Linked DNA regions of Homo sapiens: region 2 is linked to region 1. Evidence: chromatin contacts called from ENCODE Hi-C or POLR2A ChIA-PET data. All regions are on one chromosome and are shown on one strand. The core of a region is the stretch at or near the end of the contact, and the rest is flanking DNA. Distances in the headings are between cores, read along the strand shown. Region 1 overlaps PIP4K2A (phosphatidylinositol-5-phosphate 4-kinase type 2 alpha). Region 2 overlaps PRTFDC1 (phosphoribosyl transferase domain containing 1).

Evidence for each region. Hi-C counts contacts between places; a loop is a spot of excess contacts on that map. ChIA-PET counts read pairs that join two places held with the same protein, here RNA polymerase II (POLR2A). Pooled maps may share reads with other maps.
Region 2: a pooled map shows a loop between it and region 1 (2.7-fold over the local background). The contact joins two enhancer-like sites. A Hi-C loop is called at or near these places in 1 of 50 pooled maps. POLR2A ChIA-PET finds 5 or more read pairs at or near these places in 2 of 52 experiments (activated naive CD8-positive, alpha-beta T cell and naive thymus-derived CD4-positive, alpha-beta T cell).

What each region holds. Positions count from the first base shown.
Region 1 is chr10:22,649,928-22,653,393 of GRCh38, reverse strand. All of the region lies in intron 1 of PIP4K2A (phosphatidylinositol-5-phosphate 4-kinase type 2 alpha), which reads left to right. Among named protein-coding and RNA genes, the nearest start is that of PIP4K2A, 63 kb to the left of the region's middle. Within about 2 kb of position 1,618, at least 6 of the 41 ENCODE cell types and tissues checked have a DNase peak (open chromatin) inside an H3K27ac peak, as active enhancers do.
Region 2 is chr10:24,885,665-24,888,989 of GRCh38, reverse strand. The region is part of intron 3 of PRTFDC1 (phosphoribosyl transferase domain containing 1); the gene reads left to right. Among named protein-coding and RNA genes, the nearest start is that of PRTFDC1, 65 kb to the left of the region's middle. RefSeq lists an enhancer at 1,152-1,361. Within about 2 kb of position 1,534, at least 7 of the 41 ENCODE cell types and tissues checked have a DNase peak (open chromatin) inside an H3K27ac peak, as active enhancers do.

The DNA of each region.
Region 1 (3,466 bases), core at 369-2,868:
AAGTGGCCCAGGGTCTTACGGTATCCTGCAGTGTGACACTGGGTAGAAAGAGGTGGAGGAGAAGGAAGGAAGTGGCCTGGCTTGGCTGTCATGCACTGCCTTCCTTCATTTCCTTACCTCCCACGTACTGCCCCCCACCTGAGGCAAGAGGGGAGGAGTTTTCACCTTTTCCATATCTTCTTCTTTATTCTTTGAAACTATTTTTCTTCTTAGAGTTGTCTTTGGTAGAGTGGCCCTTAACTTAGTGTACAGTATGATTCATACCCCCGGGGGTGGTCCTTTCTCATAAACCCTTCTTTCTTTTTTTTGAGATACTCTGTTGCCCAGACCGGAGTGCAGCAGCACCATCATAGCTCACTGCAACCTCAAACTTACGGGCTCGAGCCATCCTCCCACATCAGCCTCCTGAGCAGCTCAGACTGAAGGTGTGTACCACCACTCTCAGCTTATTTTTGTGGTTTTGTGGAGATGGGGGTCTCATTATGTTACTCAGGCTGGTCTCAAACTACTGGGCTCGAGTGATCCTCAAGCCTCAGCCTCCCAAAGCTCTGGGCTTGTAGGCGTGAGCCACTGCGATGGACCCTTCATAAACGTTTCAAGCAGCATTGAACCAGAACAAGGAGCAGCGTTTTCAGTTGGGAATTCATTGTGTATTTTTCATTAAGAACATAACATTTCTTAACTTAGATGTTTGTGTAACCTGAGTTGCAAGATGAATTTACCACACAGTGACAGACTTTAAATTTTTGGTTTTAATACACATTTGCGTATTTTAAAAGCAAATGTACCTTCAGCCTGTGAAATAATATGCTAGATAATTACAGGTACTTTGACTTCAGTTATGTCTTAGATTTATTATAACTACAGTGTTGATTACTACGAAGACATTGCTTTGCAGAGGGAGATGTCTCAAAATGTCACAATTCAGTGTTTTATTATCAGACAGTTGCTAAAGTGGATAGTTAAAAATTGAGGCCTGGCATGGTGGCTCACACTTGTAATCCCTGTACTTTGGGAGGATGAGGCAGGCGGATCACTTGAGGTCAGGAGTTCAATACCAGCCTGGGCAACATGGTGAAACCCTGTCTCTACTAAAAATACCAAAAAAATAGGCATGGTGGTGCGCACCTGTAGTCCCAGCTACTCGGGAGACTGAGGCAGGAGAATCGCTTGGCTTGAACCTAGGAGGCAGAGGTTGCAGTGAGCCAAGACCATGCCGCTGCACTCCAGCCTGGGTGACAGAGTAAGAGTCTGTCTCAAAAAAAAAAAAATTTGTGTGCAGTTTTTCAGTTATTTCATGACTATTAGTGGTTATTCAACACAAATTAAGCACTGTATCAGTTACAGGGCTCAGTTAAATAATACAGAATCTACAGGAGCTGATTTAGATAGCAAGGCATTAAATGTACTAGTGAGTATTAATAGTGGCTCAGTCTCTGCAAATGCTGAAAAAGCAGCTCTGGATAGTGCTAGCAGGTGGGGAATCATTATTTTATATCCAGATCACTAGTAGCAAGGAAATCTGAGAAATTAATTTTCAGTTCCCCAGCCAAAGCAGCACAGGAAGTCACACAAGCAGTGAGGGGTCGCCCACGCATCTGTCCTTGGCACCCTGCAGCCACTGAGCTGCCTCCCGGGCACCAGCACAGACCTCAGTAGTCGTGGCCTTGCTCTCACCGGTTCCACTGTCCGGGAGACAGATGTCAGATACATCATACAAATACCAATGATGACAACTGCATAAGGCTAAAAGACAGGTTCACAATGCTTAGAAGTAAATAATAAGGGGACAGAGTCTAAAGTGGAGGTGGTGTGGACGCCTAGGAAGTCTCCTGGAGGAAGATGCATCTAAGCTGAGAGCTGGCCAGGAGAAGCAGAGTGAGGGAGTGAGAGAATTCCAGGCAGAGTTGCTGCGTGGGAGGCCCCAGGCTCGCTGGGAGAACAGAGCAAAGGCCGGGGTGATCGGAGTGAAAGGCCACAGGGCATAGAGTTGGGGACAAGGTGGGGTCAGGTAGGGCTTTGAGGTCACCAAAAGGATTTTTCCTAAGAGCAATTGGAAGTCATCTTTTGAGGCTGGGAATAGTGGCAGATGAGTGCTTTTAAACAATCACAGCCGCCTCAATTGGGAGAAAGGCTTGGAGGAGGGACAGAGTGAAAGGCAGGAGACCAGTTAAGGGTCTGCTTGGTGGACAGACTTAGTGAGTCCAGATAGCTGGTGGGGCTTAGGAGGTGGAGAGAAACTAGACATCCACTCATCCAGACTCAGGGCATGGTTTTCTGGCATAATTAACTTTGTGGTAAGAGTGCCTTTTTAGCCCTCTAAATGGAGATGTTAAGAAAGCCATTGGTCGTGGAAGTCTGGAGCTCAGAGAGTGGGTAGGAGCTAGAGCTACAAATCTGGGAGCTGTCACTTCCAGATGAGATTTAAAGTCCGGTGGTGAACCAGGTAGGCTTGAGAGGCCGTGGCCTGAGGTGGCTCGAGCCAGACCACTTGGACATGTAGAAGCAGGCTAGAGCAGGAACAGCCAGCCAGTAAAAGGTAGGGGAAAAAAAAAAACCCAGTAGATTTCCAAAAAGAAGAAACTCTCCATCTAGTTTAGGAAGTAATCTTTTTGTTTGGAAATAGACCATTTCTAGAAAGTATAGAAGTTGGTTCATGTATCTCATCCTGCTAGCAGCTAGGCTGTGCCTGGAGAAGTTAATTTAAAATAAAGAATGAGTTTATCTCTGTTGAGAACATTAACTTTCTTGCTATACCGCGAGTGGCACCTAAGTGAGAGTATATATTGAAGCGAGAAGTCCAGCTTGTTCACAATATCACAGTAAAATTGAGCTCAAATAGGTTCTCTTGTGTATAGAGTGCTCTGTATTTCATGGTGGACTACATAGGGCAGATATTCCTTCTTCCATTTTATAGTTATGAAAACTGAGGCAGCCTGGGCAACATGGCAAAACCCCATCTCTACAAAAATTAGCTGGGTGTAGTGTCATGCCCCTGTAGTCCCAGCTACTCCGGAGGCTGAGGCTGGAGGATCCCTTGAGCCCGGGAAGTCGAAGTTGCTGTGAGCTGTGGCCATGTCACTATATACTCCAGTCTGGGTGACAAAGGGATACCCAGTCTCAGAAAAAAGAAAACTGAGGCTAAAAAACGGTAAGTGATATGACTGTAAAACCTTCACACCTGCTTGTAAATACCTCTGATAGATCATCAGAGCTGGGTCACCTGGGAAGTCCCTAAGGGAGTGGCCCACAAGGCAGGCCACTTGGGATTCTGGAATAGCCTAGAAGATTTTTGGACACACACTTAGTTTTATTGGTCAAATGTTTGAGCCAAATCCCATGGATGGGTTCTGGGGAGATACACAGTCCCTGTCCCCAAGGAGTTGATGGACTAATGAGGAAGGCAGATAGAACCATGAACTCTGGGTGTTCCTGCCATTCTCTTGCAGCGATACAGGGGAACTTT
Region 2 (3,325 bases), core at 285-2,784, 2.2 Mb before region 1:
GGTAGCAGCATTTCCATTTTCCAGATGAAGTAAATGAGAAATCAAATGAGTTTGCCACAGTTTCCCAGAAAGTAACTGGTTAAGTCAATTATTCCAGCTGATCATAATAATTTCTTTTTCCACATTGCATCTGGAAACCATTGCCTGCTTTTAAGTTTTGCTGTGTTGAGTTATGTAGAGATACCACCACATTATTGATGTATATTATATATTATGTTACTTTATGGCTTACCAAGACCTAAGGGTACATTGATACCTTTTCTTTCTAAGCCCTATCTGACTTTGGTCAGTGATTTGTATAGAAAATGTGAACCCAGTAAATAACATTCTAGTGTTTTTCTGTAAACACTAACAAATTTTAGCTACATGAATGACAGCTACTCATAGAATTAAAAGGCAGCAAAGCTTGGGAGAGTGGAAAACGTATTGGAATAAAAGCTAAGACACTCGGTGCCAGGTCTGGTTTTGTCCTTAATTCACTCCCATGTCCGCTCCCTTCCCTTTTACAGATAATACAAGAGGCAAATTCAATCCAATAGACATTTTATCAAGGGCCTATTGGGTAAAGCACTTTACATATGACATTTAAATTAAACCTCACAACAACCCAAACGGGTAGGTGTCACTGAACTCATTTTCTAGAAGAGAAGACTAGCATCAGGGAGCTTAAGACAGGGGCAGGGCAGGGTCTGAGCCACTCTTTGAGTCCTACACCATGTTCCTTTCTATGTCCAAGGCCCTGTTCAGTACTAAGGAATCTTTAAGGAGATAGGTGTAAAGTCCCTATCCTCGAGCTGCTTTCAAAACAGCAGAAGTGGGCCTGGTGCAGAGGCTCATGCCTGTAATCCCAGCATTTTGGGAGGCCAAGGCATGAGGACCACTTGAGCCCAGAAGTTTGTGACCAACCTGGATGACACAGCAAGACCCTGTCTCTATAGAGATACAAAAATTAGTCATTCCCAGTAACTCAGGAGGCTGAAGCAGGAGGATTGCTTGAGCCCGAGAGTTTGAGACCAGCCTAAGCAATATAGTGAGACCCTGTCTCTACAAAAACTACAAAAATTTAAAATTTAAAAACACAGAAGTGAACAGATGCATATGCAGTGAACAAGGGGTAGCTAATATAACAAGGAAGTAACCAGTGCTGCCTGAACGGGTGCTACATGCAAAGGAAGTGGGTTGGCTGGAGAGATCACTTCTGGCCTACAGTTGTGGTGGGGTGAGGTTCAGGTGATAGTTTATAATGAAAGTGGAACTTAATTTGGATATCTAAGCATGATTATGATTTTGACAGGCAGAGATGTGACAGAGAGCCATGCTGGATAGAGGGTATATTAGTCCGTTCTCATTCTGCTATAAGGACACACCGAGACTGGGTAATTCATAAAGGAAAGAGGTTTGACTCACAGTTCTGCAGGGCTGGGGAGGCCTCAGGAAACTTGCAGTCATGGCAGAAGGGGAAGCGAACACATCCTTCTTCACATGGTGGCAGCAAGGAGAAGTGCAGAGCGAAGGGAGAGGGGGGAAGCCCTTATAAAACCATCAGATCTCGTGAGAACTCACTATGATGAGAACAACATGGAGGTTGTTCTCCATGATAATTGAATCACCATGATTCTCCACCAGGTCCCTCCCATGACACGTGGGGATTATGAGAACTACAGTTTAAGATGAGATTTGAGTGGGGACATGGCCAAACCCTATTAGAAGGAGTATTAACGGCCGGGCGCGGTGGCTCACGCCTGTAATCCCAGCACTTTGGGAGGCCGAGGCGGGTGGATCATGAGGTCAGGAGATCGAGACCATCCTGGCTAACAAGGTGAAACCCCGTCTCTACTAAAAATACAAAAAATTAGCCGGGCGCGGTGGCGGGCGCCTGTAGTCCCAGCTACTCGGGAGGCTGAGGCAGGAGAATGGCGTGAACCCGGGAAGCGGAGCTTGCAGTGAGCCGAGATTGCGCCACTGCAGTCCGCAGTCCGACCTGGGCGACAGAGCGAGACTCCGTCTCAAAAAAAAAAAAAAAAAAAAAAAAAGAAGGAGTATTAACAAGATACAAAGATGTAAAATACAAAGATGGTAAAATGCAGGATACGCACTAGATTTAGCCCACAAGTTGATGTGTGTGGAACATAGACCCTGGCTACTCAAAGGGTGGCCTGTGGACCTGCAGCACCCCCATCACCTGGGAGCTGGTTAGAAATGTGTAAAAAATTAGCTGGGCATGGTGGCACGCACCTGCAATCCCAGTTACTCTGGAGACTGAGGCAGGAGGATCTCTTGAGCCCAGGAATTCGAAGCTGCAGTGAGCTATGATAGCACCGTTGCACTCCAGCTTGGGCAACATAATGAGACCCCGAATGTAAGGGGGTAAAAAAAGAAAGAAACACAGACTCTTAGGCCCCACCCCACACATACAGAATCACAATCTGCACAAGTGATCCATGCACAGTGGAACACACTAGAGTGCAGGTCACACTGAAAGGCAGATTGTGATCAGGCCAATACGGAAGCTGCCGAACCTGTTGGTCAGGTGGAGGCTTTGGAGCAAGATGGGGTCGTATGTGAAATCTCCAGCCTGGCTCCAGCAACATCACTTCCCAGCTGTGGGAACTTGGGCAAAGTTACTTAACCAGGTTACTTAAATTGGGGTGATAACAGTACCTGTTCCTTGTCTCATAATATTTAAAATAGACTTCATTTTTTCAGAGTAGTTTTAGCTTCACAGCAAAGCTGTCTGGGAGGTACAGGATTTCTCATATAGCCCCACATAGACTCCCCGCTTATCAACATCCCCTGCCAGAGTTGAACATTTGTTACAATAAAACCTACATTAACACATCATTATCACCCAAAGTTCGTAGTTTGCATTAGGGTTCACTCTTGGTGATGTATATTCTATGAGTTTAGATCTGTATGATGATATCAATCCACTGGAGTAGTATCATACAAGATAGTTTCACTGCCCTGAAAATCCTGTGTTTTTCCTCTTTCTCCCTGCCTCCCACCTAACCCCTGTTGACCACTGATCTTTTTACTGTCTCCACAGTTTTGCCTTTTCTAGAACGTCATTTAGTTGGAATCTTACAGTGTGTGGCCTTTCAGAATGGCTTCTTTCACTTAGTAATATGCATTTAAGTTTTCTTCATGTCTTTTTATGGCTTGATAGCTCTTATTTGCACTGAATAGTAATACGTTGCATAGATGCATCATAGCTCATTCATCCATTCACCTACTGAAGGACCTCTGGGTTGTTTCCATAGTTTAGCAATTACAAATAAAGCTGCTGGCCAGGTGCGGTGGCTCATGCCTGTAATCCCAGCACTTG